Regions from separate parts of the Homo sapiens genome. Here region 2 is linked to region 1. A link is an interaction called in ENCODE POLR2A ChIA-PET data of the cell type or tissue named here. Cell type or tissue: OCI-LY7. All regions are shown on one strand. Each heading gives the region's core, and the rest is flanking DNA. Links, peaks and the distances in the headings are about the cores only.

What was found. Peaks named below come from ENCODE experiments on the same cell type or tissue, not always from the same donor. Only the 100,000 strongest peaks of a DNase experiment are listed, where the experiment ranks them.
Region 2: POLR2A ChIA-PET joins it to region 1 with 6 read pairs; 4 of 35 experiments call an interaction of 5 or more read pairs at or near these places.

What each region holds. Positions count from the first base shown.
Region 1 is chr4:67,561,547-67,566,934 of GRCh38, reverse strand. The region is part of intron 1 of STAP1 (signal transducing adaptor family member 1); the gene reads right to left. Among named protein-coding and RNA genes, the nearest start is that of STAP1, 5.5 kb to the right of the region's middle. In OCI-LY7, for the core only: no CTCF peak of the experiment used is centred there; a DNase peak (open chromatin) is centred at 3,191; H3K4me3 peaks cover 921 bases; H3K27ac peaks cover 1,092 bases.
Region 2 is chr4:67,621,669-67,627,056 of GRCh38, reverse strand. UBA6 (ubiquitin like modifier activating enzyme 6) reads left to right here. Exons shown (of 33, transcript NM_018227.6): 28 at 580-697; 29 at 1,870-2,063; 30 at 2,804-2,931; 31 at 3,835-3,922; 32 at 4,132-4,226. Among named protein-coding and RNA genes, the nearest start is that of STAP1, 66 kb to the right of the region's middle. In OCI-LY7, for the core only: a CTCF peak has its summit at 1,851 (motif pointing right); no DNase peak of the experiment used is centred there.

The sequences.
Region 1 (5,388 bases), core at 287-5,286:
CAGTGACGTGATCTTGGCTCACTGCAACCTGCTCCCCTCTGGGTTCAAGAAATTCTCCTGCCTCAGCCTCCCCAGTAGCTAGGACTACAGGCATGTTCCATCATTCCCAGCTAATTTTTATATTTTTAGTAGAGACGGAGTTTCACCATGTTGGGCAGGCTGGTCTCTAACACCTGACATCAAGTGATCTGCCCATTTCAACCTCCCAAAGTGCGGGGATTACAGGCATGAGCTACCGTGTCCAACCTACTTTCGAATCTATTCTGCTCAGTACTGCCAGGGTGAATTATTTCCTTTGCAGAGAGTAGGACTGAGTATCTAATAGGTGTGTTTGGGAGGCAGCAAGCTCAGCTCAGCCCCTTCCTGTCCTCTCTCAGCTCAGTCTACCAGGAGAGAGTGAGTGTACTGCTCTGTTCCCTGCCATGTGGCAAAGGGCCTCCAAGAGGTTCAGCTTGTGGCTCTTAATCTGAGTCAGTGACTTGATGTAGCTCAAGGCTACCCAAATCTGGAGTAAAATATAAGCACAGTTTTGGCCTTAAATCTAAACTGCACATTGATAATTTGTCAATAATAAAAGTAACTAACTGATCTTCATTTGTGTGATTTCTGTGTCTGGCTGGTTTCAAACTTGGGAGAAGAAAAATTCTAATAAAAGAGTATATAAAAAATGTAAAAAAGAGGGAAGAGGGCCAGGCGCGGTGGCTCATGCCTGTCGTCGCAGTACTTTGGGAGGCCGAGGCGGGAAGATCACCTGAGGTCAGGAGTTCGAGGCCAGTCTGGCCAACGTGGTGAAACCCTGTATCTACTAAAAATATGAAAATTAGCCGGAGTAGTGGCGGGCGCCTGTAATCCCAGCTACTTGGGAGGCTGAGACAGGAGAATCTCTTGAACCCAGGAAGCGAAGGTTGCAGTGAGCAGAGATCGCGCCACTGCACTCTAGACTGGGCGACAGAGAAAGACTCTGTCTCGTAAAAAAAAAAAAAAAAAAAAAAAAAAAAAAGCAGTTGGGTTGAGGGGGGAAGAGAAGTGGGTATGACTGCCCATGGAGCTTCTTTTTGAAATTATGAAAATGTTGTGGAATTAGATACTGGTGATGGTTGTATAAGTTTGTGAATATATCAAAAGACACTGAATAATAATAATTATTATTGTGTCTCCCATATGAGAGTTTACTTTAAGGAACCAAAAATAGGAGTACCCAAAACTAGGAGTACCCCATAAACACAACACCACCTCCTGCTATTGCTCCATAGAGTTGTTGAATAATTGAATGGACTAATAATGTATGTGTGTAAAGCACCTAAGACCTGGGACATAGCAAGTATTTCATAAATGTCAGGCACTTTAAAAAAAGAAAAGAAAAGAAAAAGAAGAGCATTGCCTCAACACTCACATTATTGGCAAGAACTTTGCATTTTTTATTAGCCACATAATACTTCTTCCATGTGGTGATTTGTATGTGTGGGTGTGATAGCAGTATCTAAAAATTTCTAAAATAGATCTCCTTCAATGGTAATATGTATGAGAAGGAGGAAATATTTTCTAAACCAGAATAATGAAACCCATTGTCATTCCTATGTAAAATCACCCTTTCATGTTTTCTTAAATAAAGAGGTTTAAAAATCCATTTAGAAATCTGGCTTGAGAAGTTGCTAATATATACTAGCACTGCGATCAGATAGCCATTCTGTAAAAAACCATATGGGAGTGACTAGTTTTTTTCACTCTGTTAAAAAATACTTGTACTTTCTCAATCTGACCTATAATTACATAACAAAATAATTAAAATTTATCTTGCAAGTTGTTTTGTTTCTTTGCTTATCCGACCAACTCTTTTTAAGGCTTCCCCACCCTGCATTAATGGTAAGCCTCTGCAATGAAAGGAGTAAATCAAGGCTCTCCTGTTTTTTGGAGCTGGGAAGCAGGTGAGGAACAGTGCAGGAGGAGATGGGAATGTAGAGAAATGCATATTGTTCTGAGAACTTTATCATCTGTGTAGTTTGTTTGTTTGTTTGTTTTGAGATGGAGTCTCCTGTCACCCAGGGTGGAATGCAGTGGTGTGATTTTGATCTCTGCTCACTGAAACCTCTGCCTCCCAGGTTGAAGCCATTCTCCCACCTCAGCCTCCCAAGTAGCTGGGATTACAGGCACATGCCACCATGCCTGGCTAATTTTTGTATTTTTAGTAGAGGCAGGGTTTCACCATGTTGGCCAGGCTGGTCTCGAACTCCTGACCTCAAGTGATCCACCCGCCTCAGGCTCCCAAAGTGTCATTTGTGCAATTTTACTAAAGTATGGCTTCTAAGATCTAGTCCAACTCCAGGATTGTATGATTCCTGGAGGAAAAAAATACAAGAGAAAACCCTGAAGTCAAAGCCTACCACTCTGTTCATCGTCCTAATCAGCCTCATAACTACAGTATTACCCTGCCATAAGGTATAAAAACTAGTATTACTGATAGCCAGTAAAGGTTTATTGAATTCCCTCTGTATGTACATGCAGACCTCCATTGCACTATCGAGAAAAATTGTAGAGGTGTTCAGTCTCAAAAGAATGATATGAATTGGGTAAAGTTAAATAGGGAAAAATGGGAGTTTTACAGGTAAGCAAACGTATATACTTGTGGAAAGGATTAAGGATTTATTAAATGGGGGGAAAAGCAAGTATAAAGGCACTAAGTTGAAAGCAAAGGCAGCCCTGGAGGAAAAGTAAGGTTACAAATAGCATTAGACCATGTGAACTGCAACCACAGCTGCAAACCTAAGGACAGACCAAACTTATATTCAGTATGCAGAGACTTACAGGTCACAATCTTGATTTCATTTCGATAAGATGTAATAAATACACATAGAATCTGAGTCATTTATAAATATCAATCTCAATAAACAACATCTAGGTACCTATTCATATCTAGAGAAATACTTAAAAATTAAAAAAATTAATTTGGAAGGACATATCTTTGGAATGAAGCACAAATTTCTTTTTTTTTTTTTTTAACAATCGTTTGTGTGAAATCATTGATGTAAGAAAAGAGGCTGAAATAAGACTTCTGAATTTATCACTAGCTTAACTAGGAAACCTACAATCAAATGGTAGAATTTGAGTTTGAGAAGCAGCATGGTCAAGTGCATCACAATCAAATCCAAGCTAGCCTCCTTAATGGAAGAGGAACCTTGAATAACCTCTGTGGCCAGAACTCACTCATTTGTTTATTTGGAGTTGTTGTTTTAGAGAGACAGGGTCTCGCTCTGTTGCTCAGGCTGGGGTGCAGTGATGCAATCATAGCTCACTGCAGCCTCGAACTCCTGGGTTCAAGTGATCCTCCCACTTCAGCCTCCCGAGTACCTGAGAATACAGGGTGTGCCACCACGCCTGGCTAATTTTTTGATTTTGTAGAAATGGGGTTTCGCTATATTGCCTAGGCTGATCTCCAACTCCTGGCCTCAAGCAATCCTCCTGCCTTGGCCTCCATAAGTGCTGGGATTACAGGGATGAGCCAGCATGCCTCACCTACTCACTCATTTGTGAAGTGAATAAAATAATTTCTACCCAGAAGAGTTACTGTAAGGATCACAGTGACAGAACACTAAGAGCCTAGAATGGGATCCATTATATGTTATACCTCAAAAGGTTGCATTCATTATTATATAGTCCACTTAGTCATTGGAGCAACCTATTCAGCTATGCAAGAGAGTAATTATTCTTTTTAGAAAGGAGAGAACAGATTTAAAAATGTGAAGGAATCGCCCAAATTCTAGAATTGGACTGATACTTTTATCTCTTGACTTCCCAGTGCTCTTTTCTCATTAATACAACTAGCAAAAATGAATTAACTAGCAAAAATGAATTACAATGCAAGCTCCAGTTAAGTTTCTCTTCCTCTGTCCCCAATAAAAAGCTCTCATTCTTTGTTTTTGTGCGCAAGTAAAGTACATTTACCTAAGGAAGAATGTTGTATAGTGGTCTCCAAAATGGGATGCATAAATTCCAAAGGTGTGCAAGATGATCCATTGGGAGAGAAAATTTTAGAATATTTAATTATATTTTATTTCATATTTCTTAATTCATTTTTTATATATCAAATAATTTACATGGATTAATAGTACGGGAATATATATATTTATAATTTCCAAATGAATTAATATTCTTTTTTTGTTGTTTTTGAGATGGAGTCTCCCTCTGTTGCCCAGGTTGGAGTGCAATGGCGCAATCTCCGCTCCCTGCAAGCTCCGCCTCCTGGGTTCACGCCATTCTCCTGCTTCAGCCTCCTGAGTAGTTGGGACTACAGGCGCCCACCACCTCGCCCGGCTAATTTTTTTTTTTTTTTTTTTTTAGTAGAGACAGGGTTTCACCTTGTTAGCCAGGATGGTCTCAATCTTCTGACCTCGTGATCCGCCCGCCTCGGCCTCCCAAAGTGCTGGGATTACAGGCGTGAGCCACCACGCCCGGCTGAATTAATATTCTTATATTAGGGATCTGTGCTCAAAATGTTTTCCTGAAAGGAGTGTGTTATTTTAAAATTTGGAGATTACTGCCATAGAGAACTGTGTGTGAGCACAACTTAGACAGCCCTAAAAAATTTCCTTTTTTTTTGAGACGGAGTTTCGCTCTGTCACCCAGGCTGGAGTGCAGTGGCACGATCTTGACTCACTGCAACCTCCGCCTCCCAGATTCAAGCGATTCTCCTGCCTCAGCCTTCCGAATAGCTGGGACCGGGCCCGGCCCACACACACTGTTTTTTTTTTTTACTTTAGCACATCACAGATTGAAGAAATTATGAGACGTTGCCCAAACTATCTCTTATTTTCTTTCTTTTTCTTTTCTTTCTTTCTCTCTTTCTTTCTTTTTTTTTTTTTTTTTTTTTTTGACAGAGTCTCGCTCTATTGCCAGGCTGGAGTGCAGTGGCGCGATCTCGGATCACTGCAACCTCTGACTCCCAGGTTCAAGTGATTCTCCTGCCTCAGCCTCCCGAGTAGCTGGGACCACAGGTGCGTGCCACCATGCCCTGCTAATTTTTGTATTTTTAGTAGAGACGGGGTTTCGCCATGTTGAACAGGTTGGTCTCCATTTCCTGACCTCGTGATCCGCCCACCTGGGCCTCCCAGAGTGCTGGGATTACATGCATGAGCCACCGCTCCCGGCCCACCCACACTCTCTCTTATTTTCAAACGGTCCCAGAAAAAATGAGAAATTTTCCCATTTGTAAGAACTGCGATGCCAATGGTATTCCACTGTGGCATTTAACAGCTTTGATAATAAACACATCTTCCTGGTTAATTCAGAATCCTAGTGCTGTGGCTTAAATAAATCTTCCCACATTATCTTTTCCATAAAGATTATGTGTTTTTCATGGGTTCTTGACCTCAGATTTAGAAACCTTCTAGAATT
Region 2 (5,388 bases), core at 89-5,088, 60 kb before region 1:
ATATGAAAGAAGGCATATTCTTAAGGAAAAAACTTAACAGCAGTCAGTGAATATTTAAAGGATGGCCATATTATATATCTTATGGATTGCTTTAGTTTCCTTGATGTGAAGCAGCTCTGTACTAGTTAGAGCAAAGCAACATGCGTTTAAAGTAGATTTGTCAGAATCACAAAGTGTTGATTAATACTAATTTTATTCTAGTGTGGAATTTTTAAAAAGATCAGTATGGACTTAGATTGTATGAGCTACTCAGTAAATATTTTTTATGCCCACTGTATCATTGTGGGTATTAAAAATTAGATATATTGGAGTTCTGTCAGTGAACAAGATACATAAAGATCCCTGTTGTTATAGAGCTTACATGCCTGTGCGAGAAGATAGATAATAAAATACATACATGAATAACATAATAATACCTTCTAAAGGAACGTATAAAATACATTGGACCAATGATTAATAATCTGATCAAAATATATAGAGAAAATATTTTCTCTTTGTAATTTGATAAAACAGTTAAATGGTAACCAAACAGATGCAGGAAATGATAACATTAATAAAAATATATTCATATATTCAAAGGTTGTTCAAACAGATGAAACTGCAAGGAAACCAGACCATGTTCCTATTAGCAGTGAAGATGAGAGGAATGCAATTTTCCAACTAGAAAAGGCTATTTTATCTAATGAAGCCACCAAAAGTAAGGGAAAATCTTTATAAAAATGTTTTGAACTGGATGAGTTTTTATTTTCACTAAGCTCTACACCTAAGAATTTGTGGAATTTAATCACAACAATAATAATGATGACAATATTGATTGATTTCATGATCATATTAAAGTCAGTGTTCATCTTTAACTGTGACTAAATTCATCATCTTCCCCACTATTGCCCTACTCTCAAAGATTGAAGTCTAATTCTCCAAATCACATTAACTGCATTGTTGTTGTTTTTCTGATTGTTTTAGTTCTTTAGATGGTGAGCAGGTCTAAAACCATGAATGAAAAGCTCTGTTTTTAAGGAATTAAAAATTCAGTTTAATGGGGTCCTTGTGGAAACTAATCTTTGGACAGACCCATTTAAATCACTTTAGGATAAAGAACTATAAACAGAAATATTCTTAGGTTCTTAGTCTTTAGTAATTAGGTTCATAATTACTGACAGGGAATACAGAATGACCTATATATACTTCCTTGCTAGATGGACTTAAATATAAAAATACAGGAAAACTGAATTTTTAATTCCTTAAAAGCAGCCATACACTCATCTGTTTTGACCTGCTCACCGTCTTTTAGTTTTATAAATCAGTGGTTTCCAAACTTTTGAGATTTTAAGCATGGACCAGTAGAATTTCAGGAAAAATAACCCAGAATAACAATAATTAGAAGGATCTTGGGAACCACTGATCTACAAAGATTTCAGAAATTACTTATTTTAATTTGACCAACTGACCCTGTTCTTAGTTACCAGAGGGAAAATGTTTCAGAGTCGGATTTATGGAATAAATTTTTGAACTATACCTAATGTTGGCTTTTTTATTGTAAACCACTTGATAGGAGATGTGCAGTACACAACTTTCTTATTTTGCTATTTATTAAAAAGTTTTTTTAAATACAGAAACGTCTCTAGTTTAGTGGCATTAAAACCATCGTTTTTTTTTTTTTAATTAAAAAAAATTGGCTCTCTTTAATCATGGGAAAAGCTGTTTTTGTGGCCTTCAATAACATTAGTTGCCTGAATTTTTCTTATGTTTCTCAGTCATTAAAAAATATAAAAAGGAATCTTTGAAAGTTAGTAAATTCACATTGCTTTTTACCTAGTAAAATCTTTACTGCTTGCTGTGGAACTTTGTTTATCTGGTTGGTATAATCAGGTGACCTTCAGATGGCAGTGCTTTCATTTGAAAAAGATGATGATCATAATGGACACATAGATTTCATCACAGCTGCATCAAATCTTCGTGCCAAAATGTACAGCATTGAACCAGCTGACCGTTTCAAAACAAAGCGCATAGCTGGTAAAATTATACCTGCTATAGCAACAACCACTGCTACAGTTTCTGGCTTGGTAAGTTTATTATTCCTTGAATAAAAATGCTCCTTTTTCATTGCCTCTTCCCTGACTTCCCCGTCATACCAACCCAGTCACTCAGAGATGTTAGAGAGGGAAGGATAAATATTGGATCTCATAATTTAAAATTTCAAAATATTTTCTGAAAATGCAGTCATCTGTATTGTGAAGTATTACATAAATATACATTTTTAAAATAAAAAATAAGCTCAAGATAGATTATGATTTTTCTTATAGGCAATAATCTTTTCACTGATCTTTACGTCATTCATACAAAGCAGGTACTCTGTTTTTCTTGAATAAAATGAACTTCCCTAATCTTTATTCATAATGATTCAGAATCTTTAAGTGCGGCCCTAGTTATTATACCATATTACATCATTACTCTATGTAATTATCTATGAAGCTATGTAGTTATTTACCCCTGTATTAAGTGATTTTAGACTGTTGTTATTTTTTGAGTTACAGCATGTGCTTTCAAAATAGGGAGACTGTATGGTTGAATTAATATTTTTTTAAATAACTGTTAACATGTATAGAGTAGGTTGAAAGTTTGAAAGTATAAAATATACTAAAAGTATACAGACCTGTAATAAGAAATTTATATTACTATAGTCCCATAGCTGCTTTTACTATCCACAGAGAAATGCTTGAAAACGTGAAAGTTGAATAGATGCAATTAAAATCACGGATAGTTTTAGGCTGTTTATATTATCAGATCACCTTCTTTTATCTAGGTTGCCTTGGAGATGATCAAAGTAACTGGTGGCTATCCATTTGAAGCTTACAAAAATTGTTTTCTTAACTTAGCCATTCCAATTGTAGTATTTACAGAGACAACTGAAGTAAGGAAAACTAAAATCAGGTATGTATGAAAGTCTATTTCTCTTGTATAATGAGAATGAAATAAAATATTTTACCTTTTAAAAGGGAAAAATACTAGCTTCACCTCTTTTTTCTTCTATTGTGTATGTGTAAATTTTTGCCATCACTTCAAGATCAGCTCAAACCTCATCTTCATTAAATATTTCTGACTAAAGTAGCCAAAGAACCCTTACAGCACTTTATCTGCCACATTATTTGGCATTATGGTTTCATCTGTGTCTGCCAGATGAATTAGAAGGTACCCTGGTGTCTGACTGTAGGTCATGAGATTTAGAAGAATTCCACAAGCTTGAGACAAAGCAGAACAATTCCTGGGCCTGTACTTTTTAGTTTTCAGATTGGCAACAACCAAAAACTTGAAAAAAAACCTACCTTAACAAGGGTGTGAGAAAGCAGACACTCTCATACATTACTAATGAGAGTACAAAATACTATAATCCACAGTAAGGGATATATAGCACTATATTTCAGATACATTTGCACAAGTCTCAAACTATATATTTGCAAGATAATTATTCTGGCATTATTTATCGTGGCCAATGATTAGAATAACCGAAGTGTCCAGTAATGGGGTACTGGAACATCCACACAGTGAAACCCATTTTAAAAAGAGAGAGACAACACTGTCTTGCTAAAACATACTGATTTATAATACACTGGAAGGATCAGCAAGGTACTGATTAAAAGTGGTTATCTATATGATGTGATGAAGAAATAAGATTATGGAATATTTTAGAAGATATATTATCCTTTATTTCCCCACATTAATTTCTAGCCTGATCACAAATAATGGACTTCTGAAAGTGGGTTTTTTTTGTGTGTGTGTCATCACTAAAAGGAAGAAAATTTCAATGTTTCTGTTCTGAATATTTTTCTGTAACAGAAATGGAATATCATTTACAATTTGGGATCGATGGACCGTACATGGAAAAGAAGATTTCACCCTCTTGGATTTCATAAATGCAGTCAAAGTGAGATACTTTTGTTCATTTAGTTCATTAGTAGCTTTATGTCTGGTTTCTGTTTTGTTTTTATTTATAATTTTATTGGAAGTTATAATTATTTACCATGAATTTGCTTTTTTTACTGGTCATAAAACATTGTTTACGAACAATGTTAAATAAGCATTTTATGTTTGAGCGAGGCTTTCATTGTTTCTTTTTTGGATATTCACTTTTAGGAGAAGTATGGAATTGAGCCAACAATGGTGGTACAGGGAGTCAAAATGCTTTATGTTCCTGTAATGCCTGGTCATGCAAAAAGATTGAAGTTAACGTAAGTATTCAACATTATATGCAGCGATTAACAAGAATTTAAATGTAAGTTGATGCACACTAAAAAATTAAATATAGAGGTTACTATAATTCAGATAAAAGCATTAGTCTTGTCTAATGACATTAATAAAGACAGTGAATCTGCCAGGTGAAGGCCAACAGGCTACCTCTCGAGAGATTCAGCTCTTCAGTTAATAGGTTTAGAAACCTGATTTGGCCAGTACACTTAAGTAAAAGTGGATCCGTCTCTTATGTTGAGACACTTAATGACCAGGCTTATGAGTAATCTAACTGCCAAATCACTATTTTTGTTCATTTATTCAACAAATTATTGTTTAAGGTGCCAGCTGTGTGCCAGGTACTATTCTAGTCATTAGGGAGATAGCAGTTAGCAAACCAAAGTTCTTTCCTACTTAAGGAGTTTGCATAACAATAAGGCAAGTATGTTAGGTGATAGTAAGTATTATGGAGAAATTAAAGAAGAATAAAGAGAAAAGGAAATATGGGGAGTTGGGGGTGTTGAGTTGCTATATTATACTGAGTAGTCTAGGTTTTCCCTTTGCCTATCATAGTCTCACCTGTTAAGGTGGAATTTGAGCAGAGACTGAAAGGAAGAAAGAACCAAAGAAAGCTAAAGTCTTTATCGTGGTCTGCAAGACTCTAAATTTAGATTCCTAGTTATCCTTCTAAGTTCCTTCCTTACTTTCCCTTCACAATATTCCAGCTACACTGGCCTCCTTATTTGTCCTTGAATACTCACTCTAATCATGCTCCAGCATGGGACCTTTGCTTTAGTTGTTCCCTCTGCTTGTAACTCTGAGACAGTGACCTGGCCAAGTCTCACCCCTGGTCTTTGCACTTCCTAAAGAGGCCTCATTTAATACTGCAACCTGTCCTCAGCCCCAGTCTAGTATGTCTAGTCCCCTTTACTCTTCTCTACTTTTTCTTTTTTTCAGAGCACTTATTACTGTCCTATGACTGCTGTGCTGCTGTGTATTTTGCTTATATTTATTGTTTGTTTGTTTTTGAGACGGAGTCTCACTGTGTCGCCTAGGCTGGATTGCAGTGGCGCGATCTCAGCTCACTGCAACCTCTGCCTCCTGAGTTCAAGCGATTCTCCTGCCTCAGCCTCCCGAGTATAGCTGGGATGACAGGCACCCAAC